2 separate regions of the Homo sapiens genome follow, and region 1 is linked to region 2. A link is an interaction called in ENCODE POLR2A ChIA-PET data of the cell type or tissue named here. Cell type or tissue: OCI-LY7. All regions are shown on one strand. Each heading gives the region's core, and the rest is flanking DNA. Links, peaks and the distances in the headings are about the cores only.

The links. Peaks named below come from ENCODE experiments on the same cell type or tissue, not always from the same donor. Only the 100,000 strongest peaks of a DNase experiment are listed, where the experiment ranks them.
Region 1: POLR2A ChIA-PET joins it to region 2 with 13 read pairs; 3 of 35 experiments call an interaction of 5 or more read pairs at or near these places.

What each region holds. Positions count from the first base shown.
Region 1 is chr1:45,939,591-45,954,761 of GRCh38, reverse strand. All of the region lies in intron 4 of MAST2 (microtubule associated serine/threonine kinase 2), which reads right to left. Among named protein-coding and RNA genes, the nearest start is that of MAST2, 140 kb to the right of the region's middle. RefSeq lists enhancers at 12,774-13,273, 13,274-13,775. In OCI-LY7, for the core only: no CTCF peak of the experiment used is centred there; a DNase peak (open chromatin) is centred at 7,031; H3K4me3 peaks cover 413 bases; H3K27ac peaks cover 1,777 bases.
Region 2 is chr1:45,728,249-45,743,419 of GRCh38, reverse strand. IPP (intracisternal A particle-promoted polypeptide) reads left to right here. Exons shown (of 9, transcript NM_005897.3): 3 at 2,088-2,519; 4 at 13,651-13,806. Among named protein-coding and RNA genes, the nearest start is that of IPP, 15 kb to the left of the region's middle. In OCI-LY7, for the core only: no CTCF peak of the experiment used is centred there; a DNase peak (open chromatin) is centred at 7,639.

The sequences.
Region 1 (15,171 bases), core at 5,875-8,374, 210 kb before region 2:
GCTGCCAGGGGAAAAAAAGGTCAGACACTCTGCTACAGATACCATGACTCAGCTGAGATCCACAACAAGGAACTGGCTAATTTTTCCATTTCAACAGGCTCTGGCCATTTCCCCAGGATCCTAAGAAGATAAAGGGCAAGTCTTAATTCTTTCATTCCAGTAAGATGAAGTACTGGATATCTGCAGAGTTGGGTACACTAACTCTCAGCGGACGGGTGGTAGCCTGGAAGCCCCCGGAGCTACCTCATGCAAAGACTGGTGTTAAATCATCCCAGTCACTTGGCTACTTGGAGTGAGACTTGGCATTTCAATTTCTTACATACCTCGCCATGGTCATCTCAGTCAACAGCAAGAACAAGGGCTAAGGCATATCGTGCATTCTCTGTGACAATGTTGAATTGTAACCACATTTGGAGAGTAGTAGATCGTTTCTAGCCTTCAAAAACCCCTCCCTCCAGCAACTAGCAGGCACTCGGAAAATCTGACCCCTGCAAGAGCTGCTGTAAATTTACTTAGGAAGCCTGCTTCCCACTGTGAAGCAACAAAGGGTATGGAATAAGATGTCTGGTTGCAGATCCCTTAGGTCTCTCCAGTCTCCAAATCTCAGAGGTCTAGCTGCTCCTAGGAACTTGAGCACTCCGTGACTGGATAGTACTTGGCAGGCACCTTTTAGAATTTAGAATGAGGAAAAGATCACTTCTGTTTCAGTAAGTGTAAACAATATAAAGAAGAATGTGGAGCTGGTTACAGTCAAGCACTTCCAGATGCTATAATATTTCAGAGTAACAACCAAGATGTCCTGGTTAAGATGGGGAAGTGAGAGTGGGAAAAAAATACATATTCCCTCCCCAATAAAGGGAGATATTATTACGTATCCATTATATTATTATTGATATATTATTTATTGCTTACCTGGATTTCAATACCCTCCTAACTAGTCTCTCTGGTTTACTCTTGTCTTCTACCCTAATCTGTTCTTAATATGAGCAAGCCACAGTGATTCTTTTAAAGCACACATCTGATTATTTCATTCCTCTGCTCAAAACCTTCCACAGGCTGCTAATTTTGCACAGGCACTTCTAGCTACTAGGACCAGCGTTAACTGTTCCCTTTACTTGCAATGTCCTTCCTTCAACTACACAATGGCAAAATCCCTCACTCCTTCAAGGCTTTATTCTAATGTCACCTTCCCAATTTTCTGTTTTCCTGAATCCCCTTTGGTCTACCTTTTTTCCCAATAGCATTTGTCATCTTCTAACATACTACATAAACTATGTTTACTGTCTGTTTCTTCTTTTCTAGAGTGAGCTCTAAGAGGTATCCCAATCACCTAGAAATAGTACACAGGGCATAGGAGGTTTTCGACAAGTGTTTATTGAACAAATGAATGTATTTCCACAGAAGCAGGTAGTCAGAATTCCCCGCAAGGGCAGCAGGCATCAGAGGAACTAGGAGAAAAGTCTTTGCTCTAAGGTAAAGTTTTCCTCCAAGTCTGATGGCAACTCTCCTTGAATTAATCAAGTTTTTTTTTTTAACCTCTGCTCTATTGGTTTAGAAATTACATATTGTTTTGTTTTTTTCTGTCCTAAAGTAGTTGTTATTATTCAAGGTTTAATAGGTGTTCTTGTCTCAACAATGTCTAAAGTTAACCAGCACCTCAACTCTCTTTCTGAACAAAATTAAAAGATCCTAGATCGCTTTTAACTCCAATCCTCCCACTCCCTTTCAACTTACCTATTATTACAATCTATTATTTCAGGTCTATCTTACTTTTACATTGCCAAATTAGTAATTATTATTTTATACAATAATTGCTTGCTTAGATTTACTCATGTATTTTCTAATTTCACTGCTTAACATTCCCTCTTGGGATCTCATGTATTTCTTCTTTGTTTCTGAAATATATCCTGTAGTAATTATTTCAGAGAGGATCTGATAGTAATAAATCTTCTCTATAGATTTTGTTCTCTTGGTTTTTGATGGTCTGAAAATGGCTTTTTTTGGTCACTCACTTCCACTGCTAATTTAGCAAGTATGGATAATTCTAGTGTCTTGTTCAGAGTAACTTTTTTCTCAATACTTTAAAAATATTATTCTGTAGTCTTATGGCTCCTGTTATTGCTGTTGAAAAGCTTACTCTTAGCATAAGTGCTGTTCCTTTGTACTTAATTTTTCTTTTTCTGTCTGGTTGCTTTATTTTAACCATTAACTTATTTTTTTAGATATATTTCCAACAATATAAAATTCACCCTTTTAAAATGTACAACTCATTCATTTTTAGTATATTCACAAGGCTGTGCAAGCACTGCCACTATCTAATTCCAGAATATTTTCATTGCCAAAAAGAAACCTTGTACCCATTAGCAGTCATTCTCCATCCCATTCTCCCCACAACCAACCACCAACGTACTGTCTCTATGGATTCACTGTCTCTGTGGACTCTACGTATTCTGGACATTTCACAGAAACTGAATCATACATTATGTAGTCTTTGGCTTCTTTTACTCAGCATGTTTTCATGCATGTTGTGGCATGCATAAATTCTCCATGCCACAATTGTTAATCCTTTCATAAAATGACAAGGTATTTGGGTTGTTACTACTTTTTGGTTATCATAGATGCTGCTGCTGTGAACATTTGTTTACAAGTTTTTGCATGAACATATATTTTCAATTTTCTTGAGTGAACTTTCTTGCTGAGCTCTTTTACTTTAGTGAATTCTTGAGGGTTCTTTAAGATATTCTCTTTGTTTTCATGGCTCTGCAGTACTGCAATGTATCTAGATGGGGATTTATTTTTATTTATTATAGTGGGGACTCACCATGCTTCAAGATGTTCCTTGTTTGTTTCTAATCAGTTCTGGAAGGTCTCAGTCATTATCTCTATGAATACTGCCTCTTCCCATTTCTCCATATTCTGTTGGACCATCTGATCATATCTTCTGTATTTCTTAGCTTTCATTCATAGTTTATATCTTCCCATTTCTGTCTTGCACTCTTGATAAAAATTTTACTTTGTCCACAGCTCTATTATTTAACACGACTGTTGCATTTTCAATTTCAACAACACAATACATATATTTTATTCCTCGAATTCTAATTAGCTTTTTGTCCAAATATATTTGGTCTTTTTTTCTCTTGTTTCTGTTTCCTTCTTTTATATTCTTTTTTGTTTGTTTTGAGACAGGGGATCACTCTGTCACCCAGGTTGGAGTGCAGTGGCTCAATCTCCACTCACTGTTGCCTCTATTTCCTGGGCTCAGGTGATCCTCCCACCTCAGCCTCCAGGGTAGCTGGGGCCACAGGCCCATGCTACCATGCCTGACTAAGTTTTGTATTTTTTGTAGAGACAGGGTTTTACCATATTGTCTGGGATGGTCTTGAACTCCTGGGCTCAAGTGATCCGCCCGTCTTGTCCTCCCAAACTGCTGGGATTACAGGCATAAGCCATCATGTCCAGCCTCCTTCTTTTATATTCTTAATAATTTTAAATATACTAATCTTACAGTCTTAATCTCTAATGTTACTTTGTTTTTCTTTTTGAGACAGGTTCTCACTCTGTCATCCAGGCTAGGGTGCAATGGCACAATCACAGTTCACTGCAGCCTTGACCTCCCTGACACAAGCAATCCTCACCTCAGCCTCCCAAGTAGCTGAGAAAACAAGCATGCACCACCATGCCCAGCTAATTAAAAAAAAAAAAATTTAGTAGAGATGAGACTTCACTATGTTGTTCAGGCTGGTCTTGAACTCCCGGGCTCAAGCGATCCTCCCACCTCAGCCTCCTAAAGTGCTGGGATTACAGGCATGAGCCACCACACTCAGCTAACATTCGTATTTTTTTGTAGAGACAGGGTTTGACCATGTTGCCCAGGCTGGTTTCGAACTCCTGGGCTCAAGCAGTCCACTCGCCTCAGCCATCCAAAGTATTAAGATGAAAGTTGTGAGCCACTGTGCCCACCCTCTAATGCTACTTTCTGAAGTTCCAAACTGTTTCTTTTATCTATTGATTTTCACTTAGGGGAGATTGGTTGGTTGGTTTGTAATTTTGTACTACAAACTTACCTTCAGTGAAGCTGCATTTATGAGAATCCTATGATACCTGATTTGAGGGTATGTCACTTAATAGAAGTGTTAAGTTTGTTTCTGACAGATGAGCCAGAGTTATTACCAGCCCAGAACCAGCTTCTAGACCACACAAAGAGTATAAACTCCAACCCCCAATTTCAGTTAAGTGAAGGCTTACAGGTAGAAATTTTCAAGGGAGACGTCTTTCCTTTATTAAAAGCCCTATTTAAAATCCAGATGAGATTAAGAAAGTTCTTTTTATCTGTACATGCCAGTGGTTTTCCTAGTCCATTCCTGCACTGAGGGTGAAGTCTTTTGAGGGTCCTAATTGTATGTAGGGGGTGTCCATTCTAATTGCTTACACTAAACAAGCCAAGACCTCATCTTTTTTCCCCTCAAGGTTATTGAGACTAGCACATCTCCTCCCTGACCCCATTTTTGGAAGCTTCAAAGCTGGCTCCCACTGTTATTATTATTATTTTTTAGGTTCAGGGGTACATATTCAGGTACATAGGTAAACTCCTGACACAGGGGTTTGTTGTATAGGTTGTTTCATCACCCAGATATTAAGCCTAGCACCCAATAGTTACTTTTCCTGCTCCTCTCCCTCCTCTCTCTCTCCACCCCCAAGTAGACCTCAATGTCTGTTGTTTTCCCTTCTTTGTGTTCATGAGTTATCTTCATTCAGCTCCCACTTATAAGTAAGAACATGCGGTATTTGGTTTCCTGTTCCTGGGTTAGTTTACTTAGGATCGTAGCCTCCAGCTCCATCCATGTTCTCGCAAAAGACATGATCTTGTTCTTTATGGCTGCATAACATTCCATGGTATATATGTACCACATTTTCTTTATCCCATCTATCATTAATGGGCATTTAGGTTGATTCCATGTCTTTGCTAATGTGAATAGTGCTATAATGAACATTCGTGTGCATGTGTCTTTATGGCAGAATGATTTATATTCCTCTGGGTATATACCTAGTAATGAAATTGCTGGGTCAAATGGTACTTCTGCTTTTAGCTCTTTGAGGAATCACCATACTGCTTTCCACAATGGTTGAACTAAATTACACTCCCACCAACAGTGTGTAAGTGTTCCCTTTCCTCCACAACCTTGCCAGCATCTGTTATTTTTTTACTTTTAACAACAGCCATTCTGACTGGTGTGAAATGATAGATCTCATTGTGGTTTTGATTTGCAGTTCTCTAATGCTCGGTGATATTGAGCTTTTTTTCTTATGCTTGTTGGTCGCATGTATGCCTTCTTTTGAAAAGTATCTGTTCACGTCCTTTGCCCACTTTTTAATGGGGTTGTTTTTCTCCTGTAAATTTGTTTAAGTTCCTTATAGATGCTGAATATTAGACCTTTGTCAGATGCAGATTGCAAATATTTTTTCCTATTCTGTAGGTTGTCTGTTTACTCTGTTGATAGTTTCTTTTGTTGTGCAGAACCTCTTAAGTTTAATTAAACTTGTCCATTTTTGCTTTTGTTGCAATCGCTTTTGGTGTCTTTGTCATGAAATCTGCCCATTCCTGTGTCCAGGATGGTACTGCTTAGGTTGTCTTCCAGGGTTTTCATAGTTTTACGTTTAAGTCTTTAACGCATCTTGAGTTGATTTTTGTATATGATGTAAAGGAGGGGTACTATGTAGCTTCAGTCTTCTGCTTATGGCTAGCCAGTTATCCCAGAACCACTTACTGAATAGGGAGTCTTTTCCCCATTGCTTGTTTTTGTCAGCTTTGTCAAAGATCAGGTTATCATAGGTGTGTGGCCTACGATTTTAAAACCCCTGATTTTTAAAATAGGCTCTCTGTTCTGTTCTATTGGTTTATGTCCCTGTTTTTGTACCAGCACCATGCTGTTTTAATTACTGTAGCCCTGTAGTATAGTTTGAAGTCAGCTTTGTTCTCTTTGCTTAGGATTGCCTTGGCGATTTGGGCTCTTTTCTTGTTCCATATGACTTTTTTTTTTTTTTTTTTTTTTTTTTTGAGATGGAGTCTCACTCTGTCGCCCAGGCTGGAATGGAGTGGCATGATCTCAGTCCACTCCAATCTTCACCTCCCAGGTTCAAGCAATTCTCCTGCCTCAGCCTCCCAGGTAGCTGAGACTACAGACACACACCACCACATGCAGCTAATTTTTTGTATTTTTACTAGAGATGGGGTTTCACCATATTAGCCAGGCTGGTCTTGAACTCCTGACCTCATGATCCACCCGCCTTGGCCTCCCAAAGTGCTGGGATTACAGGCGTGAGCCACCGCACCCGGCCCGGTTCCATATAATTTTTTAAATAATTTTTCTAGTTCTGTGAAGAATACTCTTGGTAGTTTGATAGAAATAGCATTCAATCTATAAATTGCTTCAGGCAATATGATCATTTTAATGATATTGATTCTTCCTATCCATGAGCATGGTATGTTTTTCCATTTGTTTGTGTCCTCTCCGATTTCTTTGAGCAGTGTTTTGCAATTCTCATTGTAGAGATCTTTCACGTCTCTGGTTAGCTGTATTCCTAGGTATTTTATTCTTTTTGTGGCAATTGTAAATGGGACTGCCTTCCTGATTTGGCTCTCTCCCTGGCTGCTGTTGGCGGATAGGAATGCTAGTGCTTTCTGCTAGTGATTGATTTTGTATCCTGAAACTTTGCTGAAGTTGTTTATCAGCTTAAGAAGCTTTTGGGGCCAGGCGCAGTGGCTCATGCCTGTAATCCCAGCACTTTGGGAAGCCAGGGCAGGTGGATCACGAGGTCAGCAAATCAAGACCATCCTGGCTAACATGATGAAACCCTGTCTCTACTAAAAATACAAAAAATTAGCCGGGTGTGGTGGCGGGCAACTGTAGTCCCAGCTACTCGGGAGGCTGAGGCAGAAGAATAGCATGAACCTGGGAGGTGGAGCTTGCAGTGGGCCGAGATGGGCCCTCTACACTCCAGCTTGGGCGACAGAGCGAGACTCCGTCTCAAAAAAATAAAAGAAGCTTTTGGGCTGAGACTATCAGGTGTTCTACATATAGAATCATGTCATCTGCAAACAAGGGTAGTTTGACTTCCTCTCTTTCTATTTGGGTACCCTTTATTTCTTTCTCTTGCCTACTGCTCTGGCTAGCACTTCTACTCTTATTGATTAGGTGTTGTTTTCTCTCTCTGATTTGGGTCCCTCAGGGTTTTCCTCATGTTCTGCTGAAATCAGCTATGCATTTAAAACAACAATGATAATATCTAACAATTACTAAGAGCTCACTGGGCTTGGTTTAAAGCTAACTTGTCCAACTGGCAGCCCACAGGCCACATGCAGTCCAGGACAGCTTTGAATGTGGCTCAATACAAATTTGGAAATTTTCTTAAAACATTATGAGGTGTTTGGGTTTTTTTTTTTTTTTTTTTTTTTTTAAAGCTCATCAGCTATCATTAGTGTATTCTGTGTGTGGCCCAAGACAATTCTTCCTATGTGGCAGAGGGAAGCCAAAAGATTGGCTTGTAAAACTAACAACCCTGGTTTAAAGCATTACATGTAGTATCTCACACCCTATGAAGCAGCGACTATTATTATCCCTTTATTTGGACAAGGAACTGAAGGCTAAGAAATGCTACATAGCTTTCCCTAAGTCAAGATAAAATAATAACATTATTTGAAGGCCTAATCTAACTTGAATTTTCTTTGCCCTCGGACTTTCTTAGTGTGGTGCTTCATCCTCAAATGATCTAAAAGTCAAGTATCCAGAAAATCAAGGGCATTTTATGTGGCCTAACTTCATGGACGAGAGGACAGCAATAAGTACCCTAGGGACTGGTGCAAAACTCTGACGTAGGCACAAATATTGGGGAGCAGGTCTGCTATGACAGAGACTAAGGAAACAGTATGCTCCCACCAAAGTCTTTAGTCGTGACCACCTTGACTACTATTGTGACTATCAACCCTATATCAGGACACAATAAAGAGAGCGCTATCTTGAGCCAGACAAAAAATAAAGAGGTACAGATTATCTCTACACTGAACAATCCTGAATCCTTTCACTATATCTTATAGCAGAAAAGACCACCAGCAATGCAAAGGAAGCATAATTCAGTCCCAGGCAGATTATACCAGCCAAATCTAAACATCTCTGCTACATGTTCCTGCAACAGTTACAACTTACAGGGAAAAGAAACAAATACAGGTCTAAACCTGGAATGCCAAGCCCAAGATATCATGAATTTAATAGACTAAGAACACTTGGAAGGAATCAAGGGTTTTAAAGAAAAGACATAAAGAGAGGGAGGAAATTGGCCAAATATAAGCCAGTACAATCTTCTGCCCTGGAATAATTTATGTGACGTAGTAGCAAGTTCCCTTCATGACAGGCAACTTGTCTCCATCCCCAGTCTCAAGATGAGGATAGGATTTTCCACCACACCTTAGTAAATCTCCCCACCACCAAGAAAACAAGATAATTCTGTCTTTGATTATTTGCAGTTGACATTCACACAGTTCTAATGGAATCAACCTGGTAAAAGAGATAGGAGAAAAATTTAAAAACCCTAGACTGGGCACTGCCTCAGATTCTGGGTATTCTAGGCATGCCTATATTTCCAGTGTCCAGGACAGTGCCTGATACATGTTTATTATTTGGAGAATTAATGAATGGGAGAGACTGGAGAATTAAGGAAAGGGAGATAATGGTTTTGTAATGTATTCTTAAAGCAGTACATCTCTTGGTAATCAAAGGAAAGCAGCCAGTGAGACTATAGATTTTTTTCTCTGAATGGAGTACACTTCCACTACTGAGGCCATCCACAAACATGGGCCTTGGAACTAGTATAGACTGCCCTGATAACATAGTGTCTGGGAAGTTGTGGTATATTTGGTTTGTCTTTACTAGTTCCCATGGCCTCTGGATTTCTCTGGAAGCTCCAAATTATAAGCCCACTCACAGGTTACATTTCTAGACCAGTAGCTTTGAGAGCTAGTGGTTGACAGGAAATGCAAAATGTCCTGTAATTACTATGTATTTTGGCCCAATACATACATAGTTTAAGTGTTACTAATACATACTTTAATCTGTTACTTAATACACAGTTTAATCTGCTACTAATACAGATTAAACCCATCCTGTATTAGTAACAATCCTTCTTTTCTACCTCCTTCCTCAATAAATTGCCCAGCTGTCTGGCCTGTGCCCAAATTTCCATAGCAGAAAAGATTAGAACACAGTTAGTTTCTACGAGGCAGCCATGGGTAGAGACGCTACATAAGGACCAGGCCCCCCACTTTCAATAGACCAGTATCATCATGGTCATTTTTATGGTTGTTGTTTTATCTTTTTATTATTCTGTTTTTTCTTTTACCCTCAATTTTTTATTTTTTATTTCATTTGTATTATTTGTCACATGCCATGATCAGAAAACACAGTCTTTTTGAGATAGGGTTTCACTCTGTCACCTAGGCTGGATTGCAGTGGTGCAATCTCAGTCCACTATAGACTTGACCTCCCAGGATTAAGTGATCCTCCAACCACAGCCTCCTGAGCAGCTGGGAATAAGTGCACACCACCACACCTGGCTAAATTTTGTTTATTATTTCATAGAGACAAGATCTCACTATGTTGCCCAGGCTGGTTATGAACTGCTGGGCTCAAGTGACCCTCCTGCCTCAGTCTCCCTAAATGCTGGGCATTACAAAGGCTTGTGGCAGGAGCCACCACACCTGGTCCACAGTCATTTTTTAATGACAGCTAATTGCAAGGTTCTATGTCAGGCACTTAAAATACTCAAAAAGGTGCAAGTATACTCAATCCTTGGCCTTCAGAGGCTCATAGCTGAAGAGACTTAGATATGTGAAGAAGAGAACTCACAACATATTTTGGCACAGGCAGTCGTGGCACAGAAGGACAGGAGGCTTCCAAGAGGAAGGCAGAAGATCTGAGGAATTCAGAACCCACAGTAGAGAGAGATACTGGAAATACCATGATGGCAAATAAATATGCAAGGGGACTAGAAAATAATCACTCTGAGTTGGAGGAGAAGACGAGAAGGCTCTAGAAGAAATGTTTCTGGAAGGATGGAGTATGGTGGGGGAGAAGATTAAATTAGGAGATTAAATCATCTAATGTAATATACTGAAAAACATTTTGGAGCTCTGATAGAAAATTTGGGGTGAATAAATGATTGCTACATAGAATATAAAGCAATGCAAAAGTGAGACCATTATTACCCTCAGGAAAACAAAAAGTTGCAAAAGAAAACAGACATAATCATAATGCACAATGACTTTATTAGAAATAATATTAAGTTGTATTAATTTGACACTGAAATAGATAAAAAAATTTAAAGTAGTTGGTTTCAATAAATAAAAATCAAGGATGGTAGGAATGGGGTAAGGGAATTTCAAAATCCCTTTATTAGCTTTAAAGAACTAACAGACTTTTGAAATTATGTCCACATATTTCTTTGACAAAATAAAAATTAAATTTAAAATGTGGGTGGCTTACACGTATGTAAAGAGTACAAGAAAGGAAGTGATATTACCTAGGTAGGAGAATATGATGGCAGTAATTATTGTGCATTTTAGTTGGTACAATCATGGCTCAAATCCAAGCTATAGTGGCATGTTTAAAGAAGACTGTCGCTAGAAAAGAGGTCTTGTCTGAGACCCCAAGAGCAGGTTCTTGGATCTCATGCAGGAAATAATTCAGGGTGTCACAGAGTATAGCGAAGTTTATTAGAGACTTCTCTATTACAGAGCAGGACATCCTCAGAATTCAAGAGGAGGAACACCCCTACCTTAAACATACTGCTTGCTTATATAGGTTGTTAAGGATAGTGTACTTCATTACAAAGGCTTGTGATCAGCTGTGACAGGCTATCAGTAGTGTTATTTCCCTATGTTACTACGGATTTTAGCAAAAATTCATGAGTGCATTATTATCTTTAAAGCAAAACCTATTTTTTATTTATTTATTTATTTATTTTTTGAGACAGAGTTTTGCTCTTGTTGCCCAGGCTGGAGTGCAACGGCATGATCTTGGCTCACGGCAACCTCTGCCTCCCGGGTTCAAGCGATTCTCCTGCCTCAGCCTTCCTGAGTAGCCGGGATTACAGGCACGCGTCACCACGCCCAGCTAATTTTGTATGAAAGCAAAACCTATTCTTAAACTAAGAATGCTTTTTGATCTTCAAGTACTGAAACATTTCATAAGTTTCATAAGCATCTTTTCGTTAGTTAGCATCATTAACTTGTTCCCTCAACCCTAAACATCTTGTGACCAACAGTGTCCAACCCCTTGGGAATGTAACCCAGGAGGTTTGGCTTTATCTGGCCTTTAATCAAGATGGAGTCACTCTAGTCTGGATGCCCCTGACCAAACTATCAGATGATCACATAAATCTCCTGTTCAAAATCCTCCAACTGCTATGGCCAAATAAATAAATAAATATCCAAATTAGTGATGAGCATGACAATCAAGACTCTTCATGGTATAGCCCCCTGCTAATTTGTCCCACCCATCATCATGCCTCCAAGAATCTACCATGCACACACTTTACATCCAGTAGTAAACAAGGCCATACCATTATGTCTCTATTCTCTTGCATATGCTACTGTTTCAACTTAAATACCCTTATCCCAAATGTATACCTAATACATGTTAATTTTTCACTTCTCAGCTCAAATTTCCTTCTCTCTGAAGCCTTCCCTGTGTTCTCCAGGACAGAATTGGGGATTGATTGGCTTCCATACACTGACACTGAATCTTGTATTATTCTTCTAAAGGGGACCAGGAAATGTTATCCTAAAGTATGCCACTTTGGCTAAAGACACTAAGAAGCAACAAACTCTCTGCCTTCCCCCTTTCTGCCTAAAAGTAAGGTATAAATTTCCCTTTTGTAAAAGTAATATAAATTTGCATTTGTAAAGGTGTTCTATCTCATGTACCAGGAAGATTCTTAATCACTGGAGATCATTCTTATCACTAGAGACAGCAGTGACTTGAATCTACATGACAAGTGTTACTAAACCCTTATTTACCAAACATTTCCTAGTCACCTTCACACAATTTACTGCCCCTAGCAGCCCAAGCCTTTGTCTAGTTACTTCACAATTAATCATCCTTTGTTAAAATGGTATATAATACCCCCATAACATGCAATTTACCTATATAACAAACCTGCATATGTACCCCAAACCTAAAAGTTAAAAAATAAATAAAAAATAAATGAAATGGTGTACAAGCACCGAATTCTCAGCACCTCTTTGAGTTACTCATCACTGAGTTTTCCCACATGAATACATGTTGCCAAGTGTAAAACTCTATTATGCATCTCCATGTCCTCATCACCACAGGTAGCTTTACTGAAGAAAACTAAAAAACTTTCAAACAAGTGGTCTTTGTCTTATAAAGTGCTGGAAAATAGAATAAAAGAAAAAGCTGCTTAAGTTAATTTACAACATTACTGTAATTTTGATTCAAAGCCAGATAGCAACAGTCTAAGAAAATTACAGTTCCATATCCTTTATAAACATACATGTTTTAATTCTGTAAAACTTGAGCTGGTTCAGTTAAAAAAAAAAAAAAAGAAACCCACTACAATCAAGCTGGACAGTGATTCTCAAGGTATGGTTGGCAAACCTCTTGGGGTCCCTGAGACTCTTTCAGGAGGACAGCAAAGTCAAAACTATTTTCACAGGAATATTGAGACATCATTTACCTTATTCACTGGGTTGGCATTTGCACTGATGTTATAAAAGCAATGGTGGGTAAAACTTCTCGCACCTTAACAAAAGCAAACCTAAACTGTTCTAGTAGCGAATGTATTACTCTCCAAACACTTCTTCATAATTGTGTTACAATATATTACAAGAATAAAGGACAAAAACTACACAACCATCTCAATAGATGCAGAAGACATATTTGACAACAAGACTGAATGCTTTTCTCCCTAAGAGGAGGAACAAGGCAAGTATGTTGGCTTCTACCACTTCTATTCAACATTGTACTAGAGGTTCTAGCCAGTGCAATAAGGAATAAACAAATAAAAAAACAAAAAACAAATAGGAATAAACAAATAAAAAAGATTGGAAGATAAGTAAAACTGTTATCATTCACACACAAAACAATCCTATATGTAGAAAATCCCAAAGAAATTTTTAAAAAACTATTAAAACGGCCAGGCACGGTAGCTCACGCCTGTAATTCCAGCACTTTGGAAGGCCAAGGTGAGTGGATCACAAGGTCAGAAGTTCAAGACCAGCCTGGCCAAGATGGTGAAACCCCGTCTCTACTAAAAATAGAAAAATTAGCTAGGCGCAGTGGCAGGCGCCTGCAATCCCAGCTACTCGGGAGGCTGAGGAAGGAGAATCACCTGAATCCAGGAGGTGGAGGCTGCAGTGAGCCGAGATCCCGCCACTGCACTCTACCCTGGGTGACAGAGCAAGACTCTGTCAAAACAAACAAAAACAAACAAATAAAAAAACAAAAACACCTAATAAAACTTATATAAATAAGTTTGGTCATGTCACCAAATACATGTGTGAAAAACTGATTATATGAATTGGAGCTATCTTGTCATACCCAAGTAGAATCAAGACAAGAGGAAAAGAAAAGCACTCAGGGCACAAAGCACCAACCCAGAAATTATACTGCAAGCTAGCTGCCAAAATAACCTGCTAAAACCTTAAGACCAGTTTTATCTACCACTGTCATTCACCAATCAGAGCTTGCCAGCTTCTAAAAACTTTGCAAGTACCAATGACTTTTCTTTCAAAACAATATGCAACAATTCTCTTTCTAATAAAATCCTCATAGGCCAGGCGCGGTGGCTCACGCCTGTAATCCCAGCACTTTGGGAGGCTGAGGCGGGCGGATCATGAGGTCAGGAGATCGAGGCCATCCTGGCTAACACGGTGAAACCCCATCTCTACTAAAATACAAAAAAATTAGCAGGGCGTGGTGACAGGTGCCTGTAGTCCCAGCTACTGAGGAGGCTGAGGCAGGAGAATGGCGTGAACCCGGGTGGCGGAGATTGCAGTGAGCCGAGATCGCGCCACTGCACTCCAGCCTGGGCGACAGAGCGAGACTCTGTCTCAAAAAAAAAAAAAAAATCCTCAACCTTCTCTTTGCTCTGTAGACACACTGAAGACTACTCTACTCTGTTTGTATGCCCGAAATTACATTTCTGTTTTCCCAAAGAAAACATTTTGTTTAGAGATTTATCTCTATATTTTTATTTGACTTTGACACAGATAGACAAAAGTCAATGTATTTCTATATTCTAGCAACAAACAACCCAAAAATGAAATTAGGAAGGCAACCCCACTCACAATAGCATTAGAAATATTAAAATACTTAGAAATAAATTTAACAAAAGAAGTATGAGACTTGTATGCTGAAAACTATGAAACACTAAAAGAAAATTTTAAAAAGCTAAATAGGCCGGGCATGGTGACTCATGCCTTTAATCCTAGCACTTTGGGAGGCCGAGGCGGGTGGATCACCTGAAGTCAGGAGTTCGAGACCAGCCTGGCCAACACGGCAAAACCCCATGTCTACTAAAAATACAAAAATTAGCCAGGCGTGGCAGTGGGCACCTATAATCCCAGCTACTCGGGAGGCTCAGGCAGGAGAATCACTTGAACCCGGGGTGGGGGTGGTGTGGATGCTGCAGTGAGCCGAAATTGTGCCACAGCACTCCAGCCTGGGCAAAAGAGCGAAACTCCATCTCAAAAAAAAAAAAAAAAAAAAACCCTAAATAAATAGAGAACTTCCGTTCTTGGATTAGAACTCAGTGTTGTTGAGATGGCAATTCTCCCTCAAACTGATGTATAAATTCAAAGTAATCATTATCAAAATGCCAGCAAGGTCTTTTGTAGAAATTGAAAAATTGGGCCAGGCACGGTGGCTCACACCTGTAATCCCAGCACTCTGGGAGGCCAAGGTGGGCAGATCACGAGGTCAGGAGTTTGAGACCAGCCTGGCCAACATGGTGAAACTCCGTTTCTAGGAAAAATACAAAAAAATTAGCCAGGTGTGGTGGTGCATGCCTGTAGTCCCACTGCTTGGGAGGCTGAGGCACAAGAATCACTTGAATCCAGGAGGCAGAGGTTACAGTGAGCTGAGATCGCGCTATTGCACT
Region 2 (15,171 bases), core at 6,431-8,930:
TTTTTGAGGCGGAGTCTTGCTGGGCTTAGTGGCGCACACCTGTAGTCCCAGCTACTCAGGAGGCTGAGCCAGGAGAATTGCTTGAACCTGGGAGGCAGAGGTTGCAGTGAGCAGAGACCATGCCACTGTACTCTAGCCTGGGCAACAGAGCAAGAGCCTGTCTCAGAAAAAAAAAAAAAAAAAGATGGGTGTGGTGGCTCACGCCTGTAATCCCAGCACTTTGGGAGGCTGAGGTGGGTGGATCACCTGAGGCCAGGAGTTCGAGACCAGCCTGACCAACATGGTGAAACCTCGTCCCTACTGAAAATACAAAAATTAGCTGGTTATGGTGGTGCGCATCTGTAATCCTGGCTACTTAGGAGGCTGAGGCAGGAAAATCACTTGAACCCAGGAGGTGTTGGTTGTAGTGGGCCGAGGATGCACCACTATACTCCAACCTGGGTGACATAGTGAGACTCTGTCTCGAAAAAAATAAAAAAATAAAAAAATAAAAAAAAGAAAGTGAAGCCCTTGGAAAAGAAAGTGGTATACGTAGTTAAGTATTTAATAGTTTCTCTTATGTTATAGATTATTGGTTATTCCTAATATTAAAAACTAGCATTGTGTATAATCCCTGCACTTTGGGAGGCTGAGGTGGGTGGATTGCTTGAGCCCAGGAGTTTGAGATCAGCCTGGGCAATGCGGCAAAACCCTGTCTCTAAAAAAAAAACCACAGAAAATTAGCCGATCATGGTGGTGAGTGTCTGTAGTACCAGCTACTCGGGAGGTTGAGGTGGGAGGCTCACCTGAGCGTGGGAGGCAGAGGTTGCAGTGGGCCAAGATTGCGCCACTGCACTCCAGCCTGGACAACAGAATGAGACACTGTCTCAAAACAAGCACAAACAAAAAATGAACATTATGTGGCGTTTTATCATAATTGAAGATAGAGACCTTGTCTTACTCTCCCCAGTGCCTCAGTAAATGTCTGTTACATGCATATAACCTTATGTTAAAAGCATAGACTTTATTTGTTGTTGTTGCTGTTGTTGTTTGTTTTTTTTCTTTCCAACTTTTAGGTTCAAGAGGTACATATGCGGGTTTGTTCCATGGGTAAATTGTGTGTCTTGGGGGCTTGGTATGTAGATAATTTTGTCCCCCAGTTAATCAGTATAATACCTGATAGGTAGTTTTTCAATCTTTACCCTCCTCCTACCCTCCACTCTCAAGTAGGCCCGAATGTGTATCCATGTCTTCTTGGTGTCCACGTGTATGCAATGTTTAGCTCCCATTTATGAGTGAGAACATATGATATTTGGTTTTCTGTACTTGTGTTAATTTGCTTAGAATCATGGCCTCCAGCTCCATCTGTGTTGCTGTAAAGCACATGATTTCCTTCTTTTTTATGGCAAAAGCATGGACTTTGATGTCAACCCCTACCTTGCAACTTGCTTTACCATGCAACTTGTGGACAAGTGACTTAAACTTTGATTCTGTTTCTTTAATATGAAAATAAGGCTGGGCGCGGTGGCTCACGCCTGTAATCCCAGCACTTTGGGAGGCCGAGGCGGGCGGATCACAAGGTCAGGAGATCGAGACCATCTTGGCTAACACGGTGAAACCCCGTCTCTACTAAAAATACAAAAAATTAGCCGGGCGCAGTGGCGGGCGCCTGTAGTCCCAGCTACTCGGGAGGCTGAGGCAGGAGAATGGCGTGAACCTGGGAGGCGGAGCTTGCAGTGAGCCAAGATTGTGCCACTGCAATCCGGCCTGGGCTAAAGAGCGGGACTCCGTCTCAAAAAAAAAAAAAAAAAAAAAAAGAAAATAAGAAAAATAATAATATCTACCACATGGGATTATAATAAGGGTTAAATTAGCATATAAAGCAATTAATACTGCACCTGGTTCATTGTAAGTTTTTCATAAATGTGTTAGGTATCGTTATCGTTTAAATTTTGTGCTCTTTACTCAAATCCTTGATTGCCTTTTTTAGTGTCTGTCTACTCTGCAGGCATCAAACTATCAGTGAAATCAAGTATAATACTTTTTGAATATGGTAAGCCAATGTTTGTTTTTATTTTATTGGCCATTTTGTCTTCCTACTTCTCTAGGTATAGTGAACATAGGTGTGAATAATGTCCAGGAGTTGATTATTGCAGCAGACATGCTACAGTTGACTGAAGTTGTTCATCTTTGCTGTGAATTTCTGAAAGGACAAATTGATCCACTGAACTGCATTGGAATTTTTCAGTTCTCTGAGCAAATTGCCTGCCATGATCTCTTGGAATTCTCAGAAAACTACATTCATGTCCATTTCTTGGAGGTTCATAGTGGAGAAGAGTTCCTGGCACTTACGAAAGATCAGCTGATCAAAATTTTGCGAAGTGAAGAGCTTAGCATTGAGGATGAATACCAGGTCTTCTTAGCTGCAATGCAATGGATTCTGAAAGATTTGGGAAAAAGAAGAAAACATGTGGTGGAAGTGCTAGACCCAATTCGATTCCCTTTATTACCTCCTCAGAGACTTTTAAAGTATATAGAAGGTAACTTTTTTGCTATATATCGAATTAGTTGATTAATTATCCAGTGATGTGTTCTCTGAAATGTGGGAGAGTGTTTTCATTTTTTGGTTCAGTAACAGACATTTATTGAATGATTACTCTTTTTTTTTCTTTTTTTAAAATGTATTGAATGATTAAGATACAACTTTTGTGTTCTGTGGGTGGGCAGTAGTATTTTAATATTTCTACCCACTATTTTTATCAAAATCTTTCTTGAGATTGATTACTAAGGCAGATTAGTGTTATAGATAAAAATTACTGACAGAGCTACTAACATACCACTGCTGTTGACAGAACCAATTATTTCAGTTAAGATTTCCTAGGGGGGGTCAGCCCCCCGCCCGGCCAGCCGCCCTGTCTGGGAGGGAGGTGGGGGGGTCAGCCCCCCGCCCGGCCAGCCGCCCCGTTCGGGAGGGAGATGGGGGGTTCAGCCCCCCGCCCGGCCAGCCGCCCCGTCCGGGAGGTGAGGGGCGCCTCTGCCCGGCCGCCCCTACTGGGAAGTGAGGAGCCCCTCTGCCCAGCCACCACCCTGTCTGGGAGGTGTACCCAACAGCTCATTGAGAACGGGCCATGATGACAATGGCGGTTTTGTGGAATAGAAAAGGGGGAAAGGTGGGGAAAAGATTGAGAAATCGGATGGTTGCTGTGTCTGTGTAGAAAGAGGTAGACATGGGAGACTTTTCATTTTGTTCTGTGCTAAGAAAAATTCTTCTGCCTTGGGATCCTGTTGATCTATGACCTTACCCCCAACCCTGTGCTCTCTGAAAAATGGGCTGTGTCCACTCAGGGTTAAATGGATTAAGGGCGGTGCAAGATGTGCTTTGTTAAACAGATGCTTGAAGGCAGCATGCTCGTTAAGAGTCATCACCACTCCCTAATCTCAAGTACCCAGGGACACAAACACTGCGGAAGGCCGCAGGGTCCTCTGCCTAGAAAACCAGAGACCTTTGTTCACTTGTTTATCTGCTGACCTTCCCTCCACTATTGTCCTATGACCCTGCCAAATCCCCCTCTACGAGAAACACCCAAGAATGATCAATTAAAAAAAAAAAAAAAAAGATTTCCTCTTGCTACTCTGAAAAATTAAGCAAAACCTAACACTTGGAGAAAATGCATACACTAAAAATAAAAAAATTCAATGAATCCTGTAAATCCTTTCATTATAAAATAAATTTGGTATTGATATACAATTATGGCCTCTGAGTAGCCTTTGAATCATCTTTAGATTCTAAACTTAATTCTGAAAATATGTTTTACCATAGTATAAAATAGTTTTTATGTTTATATTAGAAAAATGATGTTTAAATTTATTTCTAAGAATTACTTTAGGCCAGGTGCAATGGTTCACGCCTATAATTCTGGCACTTTAGCAGGCCAAGGCAGGCAGATCGCTTTAGCACAAGAATTCAAGACCAGCCTGGGCAACATGGTGAAACCCTGTCTCTACAAAAAAAAAAAAAAAAAAAAAAAAAAGGCAAAAAATTAGCCCAGCACGGTGGCATGCACTTATAGTCACTGCTACCTGGGAGGCTGAGGTGGGAGGATCACCTGAGTCCAGGAGGTCAAGGCTACATTGAGCCAGGATTGTGCCATTGCTCTCCAGCCTACTTTAGACCTGGTTTTGAGATTTGAAGTTTTTACTCTTGTCATGCACTGAAAGATTAGGTTGCTATTGAATTACAAATGATTTTATTACAAGTTAAATACACTACTAAGCATTAACGGTGTAATTCTGTAAATACATAATTTAAAATAATGAGTTATTAGTTTTTCTCCACTCTTAGCAATGTTAACATAATTTTGTAGGTTTTTCTGAGTGATATCTTGTTTTACTACAGATATAGTTGATTGTTATTTGCAGTAGCTATGTTGTATAAGTCTGCTGCAAACACGGAATTAGCAAATACTGAACAATTGCTCCTAGGGGAAATACAGGTTTAGGTTCCTGCAAGCCTATAGTCACAACATTTTTGTCACATAGTCAATAGAGCCTTGTTTTATATAGATTTTTTTCTTGTTTTTTTTTTTTTTTTTTTTTTTTTTGAGATGGAGTCTTGCTCTGTCACCCAGGCTGGAGTGCAGTGGCACAATCTCGGCTCACTGCAAGCTCCGCCTCCTGGGTTCACACCATTCTCCTGCCTCAGCCTCCCAAGTAGCTGGGACTACAGGCGCCCGCCACCATGCCCGGCTAATTTTTTGTATTTTTAGTAGAGACAGGGTTTCACCGTGTTAGCCAGGATGGTCTCGATCTCCTGACCTCGTGATCCACCCGCTTCGGCCTCCCAAAGTGCTGGGATTGTAGGTGTGAGCCACTACGCCCGGCCTATATAGGTTTTTGTCTAAAACCACCTTATTTAATATATATTATTGATTCATTAACAATGAACTCATGGCCACCAGTCTATAACTCATCCCTGAATGAAACTCTATCTAACATAGGTATTTTCTCTGTAAGGCACTTCATAGCTTTCTTGCACTTAGGGACACTAGGTAACAACTGAACATTATGGTTAGGGGCCATTTTAAACAGCAAAATTACCAACAAAAAGCACAAAAATGCAAAAAAAAAAATGACACTAAATAGACTGTGGAAAAGGATACTTGTTTATAGCATAAGAGCTGAAATGAGAAGACAGAGTGAAACTTTGACCTCACCCAGAAAGTACATGTAGGGTGATTTAAATTTTTTGCCACTCTGTGCATGTCTGTGAATGACTGCAAAAGAACAAGTGCAGTAGTCCCCCTTTATCCATGGGGGATACATTCTAAGAACCCCCCAGTGGATGCCTGAAACTGTAGGTGATAATGAACCTAATGTACATTATGTTTTTTCCTATAAATACATACCTATGATAAAGTTTAATTTATAAATTAGAGACAGTAAGAGATTAATAATAGCTAATAATAAAGTAGAACAATTATGTTCATATTTGTAATAAAAGTTATGTGGATGTACTTTATCTTAAAATATCTTATTATACTGTCCTTACCCTTCTGGTGATGATATGAGATGATAAAGTACCTATGTGATAAGATGAAATGAGGTGAATGACCTAGGCATTGTGTTACAGTGTTAGGCTGTTAATCAAAACTAATGTAAAACTTAAGAACTGTGTATTTCTGGGCCAGGCACGGTGGCTCATGCCTGTAATCCCCGCACTTTGGGAGGATGAGGTGGGCAGATCACTTGAGCCTAGGAGTTCAAGACCAGCCTGGGCAACATGGTGAAACCTGTGTCTACAAAAAATAGAAAAATTGGCTGGGGATGGTGGCATGTGCTTGTAGACCCAGCTATTCATGGGGCTGAGGTGGGAAGGTCACTTGAACCCAGGAAGCTGAGGCTGCAGTGAGCCAAGATTGTACCACCGTACTCTAGCCTGGGTGGCAGAGCCAGACCCTGTCTCAAAAAAAAAAAAAAAAAAAAAGAATTGTTTATTTCTGGAATTTCCACTTAATATTTTGGAAATATTAATGGGTAATTGAAATCATGGAAAGTAAAACTGCAGATAAGGGGACTACTATATTAATTTTGGGGTTACAAATACATTTTAGCAAGTAGGTATATTCACAAATAAGGAATACATCTTATTCCTTATTTAATTGTGTATAGGAATACACTATTTAAATGTTTAAACAAGGGAGAGAAATTATCCAGACACACATTGGCATGAATCAGGTGAGAATTTAGGAGTGGGACAAAAGCTTTCATGACTGAGTTGGTTTTTCCAAGTGTAGCAGACACAGAGTACTAACAGAAATTTCTTCTGCTAGGAGCAAGGCAGTGTCCCCTAGAAATGGGACATGTTTTCCTACAGCTTTTTCTTTTTTTTTTTTTTTTTTGAGATGGAGTCTCGCTCTGTCGCCCAGGCTGGAGTGCAGTGGCGCGATCTCGGCTCACTGCAACCTCCGCCTCCCGGGTTCATGCCGTTCTCCTGCCTCAGCCTTCCGTGTAGCTGGGACTACGGGCGCCCGCCACCACGCCCGGCTAATTTTTTTTTTGTATTTTTAGCAGAGACGGGGTTTCACCATGTTAGCCAGGATGGTCTCGATCTCCTGACCTCTTGATCCACCCTCCTTGGCCTCCCAAAGTGCTGGGATTACAGTCATGAGCCACCGCGCCCGCCTCCTACAGCCTTTTAAAATTATAATTTATAATTTAAAATTAGACACAGTGAGAGTGTCTAATTCAAGTCCCGAAGTGTTTTTTAAGCATGCCCAGTAGTTATCATCTAGTGGTATTTCAGTGAAGGAAAATACTGCAACGATCAAGGGAGAAGTAAATTGATTTTTTTTTAAGGCAACCATAATATTTTTCAACTTTGAAACTTTTCCTCTTTGATCATATTGGAGAAAATATAAGCAACTTGTGTAGAAAAATGAGACTATAAAATTCAGAGGGAGCAAAATCTTAAATGGTTAAGTTATATTACATGAAATGCGTAGATTTTTTTCCATAGTATATATATTATTGTACTTACAACTGAAATAATTTAGGCAATTTAATATTATTAGATATTTGATTATATGTCTGTTTCTTATATTTTAGAGAATGATTTTACTTATCTTTAAATGGAATATGCTTATTATAAAAAGTTTAGGTAATACAGAAATATAAAAACAACAATAGGCTCGGCGTGGTGGTCACAACTGTAATTCCAACACTTTGGGAGGCCAAGGCGGGATGATCACTTGAGACCAGGAGTTTGAGACTAGCCTGGGCTGAACATAGTGAGACCCTGTCTCTACAAAAAAAAATTTTTTTTTTTTTTTTTGAGATGGAGTCTCGCTCTGTCACTGAAGCTAGAACGCAGTGGTGTGATTTCGGCTCACTGCAACCTCCGCCTCCTGGGTTCAAGTGATTCTCCTGCCTCAGCCTCCCCAGTAGCTGGGACTGCAGGCCTGTGCCACCACGCCCGGATAATTTTTTGTATTTTTAGTAGAGACAGGGTTTCACCATGTTAGCCAGGATGGTCTTGATCTCCTGACCTCATGATCCACCCTCCTTGGCCTCCCAAAGTGCTGGGATTACAGGCGTGAGACACCGCGCCTGGCCTACAAAAAAATTTTTTTTAAAAATTAGCCAGGCGTGGCCTGGTGTGGTGTCACGCATCTGTAGTCCCAGCTACTCGAGAGGCTGAGGCAGGAGAATTGCTTGAACCGAGGAGGCGGAGGTGGCAGTGAGCCAAGATCGCACCACTGCACTCCAGCCTGGCGACAGAGCAAGACTCTATCTCACAAAAAAAAAAAAAAAAAAAAAAAAATAGCCAGGTCTGGTGGTGCTTGCATATAGTCCCAGCTAGGAGGATCAATTGAGCCAAGGAGGTCGAGGCTGCAGTGAGCTGTGATCATGCCACTTCACTCCAGCCTGGGTTAGAGAATGAGACCCTGTCTCAAAAAAAAAAAAAAAAAAAAAAAAGCAAAATTAAATCAATAAAAAATAAAATAAGATAAAAAATAAAGCAAGACCTTGTTTCTACAAAAACAACATTTAAAATTAGTTGCTGGGTGTGGTGTCTCATGCCTTTAATCCCAGCACTTTGGGAGGCAGAGGCAGGTGGATCCCTTGAGGTCAGGAGTTCGAGACCAGCCTGGCCAATATGGTGAAACTCTGTCTCTACTAAAAATACAAAAATTAGCTGGGCGTGGTGGCATGTGCCTGTAGTCCCTGCTACTCTGGAGGCTGAGGCAGGAGAATCACTTGAACCCAGGAGGTTGAGGTTACAGTGAGCTGAGATCGCACCACTGCACTGGAGCCTGGGTTACAAAGCAAGACTCCATCTCAAAATAAAAGCAAATAAAATTAGGCTGGGCACAGTGGCTCACGCCTGTAATCCCAGCACTTTGGGAGGCCAAGGCAGGCAGATCACCTGAGGTCAGGAGTTCTAGACCAGCCTGGCCAACATGGTGAAATCCTGTCTCTACTAAAAATATAAAAATTAGCTGGGTGTGGTGGCACACACCTGTAGTCCCAGCTACTTGGGAGGCTGAGGCAGGAGAATTGCTTGAACCTGGGAGGTGGAGGTTGGTATGAGCTGAGTTTGTGCCACTGCACTCCCACCTGGCAACAGAGCAGGACTCTGTCTCAAAGAAAAAAAAATAGCCAGGTGTGGTGGTGCATGTCTGTATTCCCAGCCACTCAGGAAGCTGAGGCAGGAGAATTGCTTGAACCCAGGAGGCAGAGGTTGCAGTGAGCCGAGATCTCACCACTGCGCTCCAGCCTGGGCGATAGAGTGAGATTCTGTATCTAAATAAATAAATAAGTAAATAATTTAAAATTACCCTGGCATGGTGGTGCCTACTAGTAGTCCCAGCTACTTGGTGGGAGGCCGATGGGGGAGGATCACTTGAGCTCAGGAGTTTGAGGCTGCAGTGTGCTATGACTGTGCCAGTGCACTCCAGCCTGAGCAACAGAGCAAGACTCTTGTCTCAAAGAAAAAAAAATAAGGAAGAAAAGAATAAAAATAAAAATAATTTTATACATATTATTTATAATACAAAAAATTTACCTAAATCTTGCTATAAGTTAACAAAAGAAGAAACTGAAGTAATAACTAATTTCAGATTTATGTTCCCTTGTCCCAAGAAATATTTATTCTAAAAGGTTCATGTAGAATTAAGGACAAAAGATGAAAATCATTAAAAGAATCATAGTTTCAAATTGTATTTCAATTTTAAACAGTATCAACTTTTTGCTAAGAAAAATTAGGTAATTAGCATTTTTATTTTTCTTTCCACTCCTTTTTTTGTGTCAAGGTGTATAGCCCTTATTTATATATATATTTGTAGTCATGATTCCCCTAGCTCTGTCCTTTTAGTTTTGAATTTAAATGGATTTGATGTTCTCTACCAGCTTTTTGACCATGGTCTTTTCATTGATGATTTTTTTTAATATGCATTGTTTTGGTTGGCTGGATTTCATCATCAAGTGCTTTTTTAAAGAAAGCCTCATGATTACTGTGTTTCCTGAATTCCTTCATATTTGAGAATTTCTATGTGTTGCTTTTTAAATTTCACACCAATTTGGGTGGGCATAATACTGTTTTTTTTTTTTGAGACGGAGTCTTACTCTGTCTCCCAGGCTGGAATGCAATGGCGTGATCTCGGCTCACTACAACCTCCGCCTCCCAGGTTCAATCGATTCTCCTGCCTCAGCCTCCCGAGTAGCTGGGATTACAGATGCCCACCGCCACACCCGACTAATTTTTGTATTTTTAGTAGAGACGGGGTTTCGCCATATTGGCCAGGCTGGTTTTGAACTCCTGACCTCAGGTGATCCGTCTGCCTCGGCCTCCCAAAGTGCTCAGGCGTGAGCCACCATGCCTGGCCAATATTCTTTAATTATAATGATTCTCCTATGTCTCCTCTCCTCAAATTTTGTAAGGCATAGTTTGGATTTTGGGGTTTTTTTTTTTAATGACTTGCTTATTTATTTATTTATTTATTTATTTATGTTTTTTTGAGATGAAGTCTTACTTTGTCACCCAGGCTGGAGTCAGTGGTGTGATCTCAGCTCACTGCAACTTCTGCCTGCTGGGTTCAAGCAATTCTTCTGCCTCAGCCTTCTGAGTAGCTGGGGACTACAGGCGTGCACCACTATGCCCGGCTAATTTTTGTATTTTTAGTAGAGATGGGGTTTCACCATATTGGCCAGGCTGTTCTCGAACTCCTGACCTTGTGATCTGCCCACCTCGGCCTCCCAAAGTGCTGGGATTACAGGCGTGAGCCGCTGCACCTGGCCATGACTTGATTTTTCTGATTGAATATCTAAGGAATTCTCTTTCATTATTCTTGATTTGTTTTGAAGTTGATCATTTTTTCATTAGACTGCCATATATCTTTTCTCTTTGAAATTTTAGTTTTTCCTTCATTTTGGGGAAATTTTCTTATGTGAAATTTCTAAATACTTTAAATGTTTCAAGGCCGGGCACGGTGGCTCACACCTGTAATCCCAGCACTTTGGGAGGCTGAGGCAGGCAGATCACGAGGTCAGGAGATTGAGACCATTCTGGCTAACACAGTGAAACCCTGTCTCTACTATAAATACAAAAATTAGCCAGGCGTGGGGGTGGGTGCCTGTAGTCCTAGCTACTCGGAAGGCTGAGGCAGGAGAATGGTGTGAACCCAGGAGGTGGAGCTTTCAGGGAGCTGAGATCGCACCACTGCACTCCAGCCTGGGCGACAGAGCTAGACTCTGTCTCTAAATAAATAAATAAATAAATAAAAATACTTTAAATGTTTCATTTGGTAGTCTTCTTCCTTTTATTGGAACTTCTTTGTCATTCATATTTATCATCTTCTAATGTTACAGTATTTTTTCTCTCTATTCACAATTATTTTCTCAAGCTTTTCCTCCACATCAGTAATTTGATTTTCAGTCATATCTATTGTTTCTAATTTATTAACTCTACAATACTGTCATTTCATTTCTTACTTTGTTTTCTTAGCAATGCATCTCATCTGTATTTGAGCTCTTGTTTTGCAGGACCTACATTGTTTTTTGTGTTTTTTTTTTTTTTTTTTTGAGGTGGAGTCTCGCTCTTTTGCCCAAGCTGGAGTGCAGTGGCATGATCTCGGCTCACTGCAACCTCCCCGTCCCGGGTTCAAGCGGTTCTCCCTGCCTCAGCCTCCCAAGTGGGTGGGATTACATGTGCCCACCACAACGCCCAGCTAATTTTTGTAATTTTTAGTAGAGATGAGGTTTCACCATGTTGGCCAGACTGGTCTTGAACTCTTGACCTCAGGTGATCCACCCGCCATAGCTTCCCAAAGTGCTAGGATTACAGGCATGAGACACCGTGCCTGGCCAGGAGCGACATTCTTAAACAATTGTATCATGTGAAGCACTTACGAGGAGTCTGTCTATTTGTAGCTGATGTTTTCTTCTGACTGAATTCTTCACTCTCTTATCTTCTTTTTCCTGGGATGTACTTTTTTTCTTTTTCCCCCGAGACGGAGTGTTGCTCTGTCACCCAGGCTGGAGTGCAGTGGCCGTGATATTGGCTCACCGCAACCTTTGCCTCCCGGGTTCAAGCAATTCTGCTGCCTCAGCCTCCTGAGTAGCTGAGATTACAGGCATGTGCCACCATGCCTGGCTAATTTTTGTATTTTTTAGTAGAGATAGGGTTTCATTATGTTGGCCAGGCTGGTCTCTTAACTCCTGACCTCATGATTCACCCCCCTCGGCCTCCCAAAGTGCTGGGATTAGAAGCGTGAGCCACCACACCTGGCCCTGGGATGTACTTTAATAAGGCATATGCTCTTTCTTGATATCTTGCTCATACTGAACTGTTGTTCATGTCAACTCTGTTCAAACTCTGTTCTGTTAATACAAGAACTAATTCTCCTTGGCACTCTTTCTACCTAGTACAACTACTTTGTTTTCTCTAGTCTAAAATTTGAAGGCTATGTGTTGTGTTCTTGCCACCTTTGTTCTGTTTTGTTTTGAGACAGAGTCTCACTCTGTCACTCACACTGTCATGCAGTAGGGCAGTCATAGTCACTGAAGCCTTGACTTCCTGGGCTCAAGTGATCCTCCCTCCTCAGCCTCCAGAGTAGCTGGAACTAAAAGTTCATACCACCACGCCCAGCTCATTTTAAAATTTTTTGTAGAGACAGGGTTTCACTGTGTTGCCCAGGCTGGTCTTGAACTCCTGGCCTCAAACAGTCCTCCCACCTCAGCCTCCCAAAGTGCTGGGATTACAGGCATGAGGCACTGTGCTGGCCCTTGCCACTTCTTTCTAGCCTGAGGCATGAGGGTGGTTGAAGACTAGAGATCCACTAGGGCTGAGATCCTTACTTAGGAACTTGACTTTGATATCTCTCTATTGAGTTCTTGTTATTTATCTTATATCTGGGTCTACTTAACCTAGCCAGAGATGTATCCCACTAGTGTGGACTTTGGCTAGCACAGTGTTCTGTTAGAGAGCAAATCCAGGTGATCCTTTCTACCTTAACTGATGGTCTTGTAAAGACTTTCCCTTTTAATGATTTTGTTCCTCAACTTTTCTCAGTTCTGCTTTTCATTCTTGATTCTGTCTGCAAATTATTATTAGTGAGAATTCTCAAGATTTTGTTAGTTGACCATTTTTCTTCAATATTGCTTCTTGTCTGGGATACAGAGAAAAGATTAGAGATGGAAGGATAGGAGACAATCTCTTGCTAGCATTATAATGCCTTTGTGCAAATTAGGAAATAGTGCCCTTTCAGGGAGAACAGGTCTTACAACTTGGCAAATGAACACAGGTTGACTCTCATGCCGTTTACCTCCTCAGCTAAGCATGCTTGAGCAAGGACAACCTACCTCATCATATGCATAATCCTTTTAGGATATGGTACTCATGCCACCAGAATTTATTTTTCTTGCTTTGTCTATCATTCTTAAATGTTAATGACATAATTTTATATCTTTTTTGTTACGTTGTAAGTATAGAATTTGTGGCTATTTTAATTTTTAAATTTTGTTAGATAATTGTGATCTTGTTTCAGTTTGCAATCTTTATTTGGAAATTCTTCTTTTTTTTTTTTTATTTTTGAGACAGAATCTCACCCTGTCATCCAGGCTGGAGTGCAGTGGTGCAATCCTGCTTCACTGCAAACTCTGCTTCCTGAGCTCAAGTGGTACTCCCACATGAACCTCCTGAGTAGCTGGAACTATAGGCATGTGCCACCACACCCAGCTAATTTTTGTATTTTTTGTAGCAGCAAGGTTTCATTCACCACATTGGCCAGGCTGGTCTCTAACTCCTGGGCTCAAGCAATCCACCTGACTTGGCCCCCCAAAGTACTGGGATTACATGCGTGAGCTACCACGTCTGGCCTGGAAATTCTTATGCATGGGGGGATACTGTGAAGCATATATATTTTTTAGTTGCTATTCTGCTTATATATGAAGCATATATTTTAACAACAACCTTTTTTATTCTTCATTAGTGAAGAAAATACTTCCCTTAAAATAGTCAGTACCAATATTTGGTATTGTAGGAAACAAACACCATTGTTTGATGATGATTTTTTATTTCTTGATGGTTAAATGTATCTTATCTTTATAGAAATGTGTTTTTTCAATATTATTTAAAAATTGTTTAAAACATTGTCTTTTTAAATATTGTTTTAGGAGTATCCGATTTTAATCTTCGTGTTGCATTGCAAACACTTCTGAAAGAGTACTGTGAAGTATGCAAATCTCCCAAAGAGAACAAGTTTTGTAGTTTTCTGCAGACATCTAAGGTTCGACCTCGGAAGAAAGCAAGAAAGTACCTGTATGCAGTAGGTGAGAGAGCCCTTAAAAAAGTAATAGAAATTATATTTGTGTTCCAGATCAAACCTTTTTAATATTTTGTTGTTATTACTATACATGTCAGAATATGTGGGTGTGTTGAAGAGGCATATTTAATTTCACATACAGACTACAGATTTATAAACTGCATTTATATATTATGACAAATATGTCTAAAAAGAAATAGCTATTCATTTGATATCTGTTATTCTGTGATCTAAACCTTTGAGTTCGTAGATTATCCAGTTATCAAATAAGTGACTAAAGAAGTGCTGCTTTAAAAGTAAAAAATTTGAATTATTGTGAAAAATAAAGAAAATAAATCTCAAGTTTTTAAACTATTCACAGTATCCTAGTCATTAGGAGTGATAGGAACCAATGATCTCCAAAGTGTGGTTATAAAAGATGATCCATAGGAATATCAGAGGAACATATTACAACTTCTTCTTTTTTTTTTTTTTTTTGAGGTAGTCTTACTCTGTCTCCCAGGCTGGAGTGCAGTGGCGTGATCTCGGATCACTGCAATCTCTGCCTCCTGGGTTCAAGCGATTCTACTGCCTCAGCCTCCTGAGTAGCTGGGACTACAGGCATGCGCCACCATGCCCAGCTAATTTTTGTATACCTATATATATATATATATTTTAAGTAGAGACAGGGTTTCACCATATTGGCCAGGCTGGTCTCGAACTCCTGACCTTGTGATCCGCCTGCCTTGGCCTCCCAAAGTGCTGGGATTACAGCCGTGAGCCACTGTGCCCTGCCACATATTACAACTTCTTTTCATTTTTATTTTAAAAAGCATTAAACTTACATCTGGATGTGGTGGCTCATGGCCTGTAATCCCAGCACTTTGGAAGGCTGAGGTGGGAGGATGGTGTGAGCCCAGAAGTTCAAGACCAGTCTAGGCAACATGATGAAACCTTGTCTTTATGCAAAAATACAGAAATTAGCTTGGTGTGGTGGTGTGTGCCTGTAGTCCCAGCTACTTGGGAAGCTGAAGTGGGAGGATCACTTGAGCCCAGGAGGCAGAGGTTGCAGTGAGCAGAGATTGTACCACTGCACTCCAGCCTGGGCAACAGAGCAAGACCCTGTCTCAAAAAAAGAAAAAAAAAGCATTAAACTTTATCAGCATTTAAAATACATATAATATATAGCATATTGATACATATAGTCCAGATCTGTATACATAATACTGTTTTTATGTAAGTACCTTATGTATGAGATAATTTATAATTTACATATATATAATTACATATATGTATTAATATTTAAGTATAATGCTTTTGGGTGCTTCTTAAAATTTTTTTGCCGATTGGATGTGTAGTCAAAACAAGGATTTCATCAGGAGGTTGATGAGGG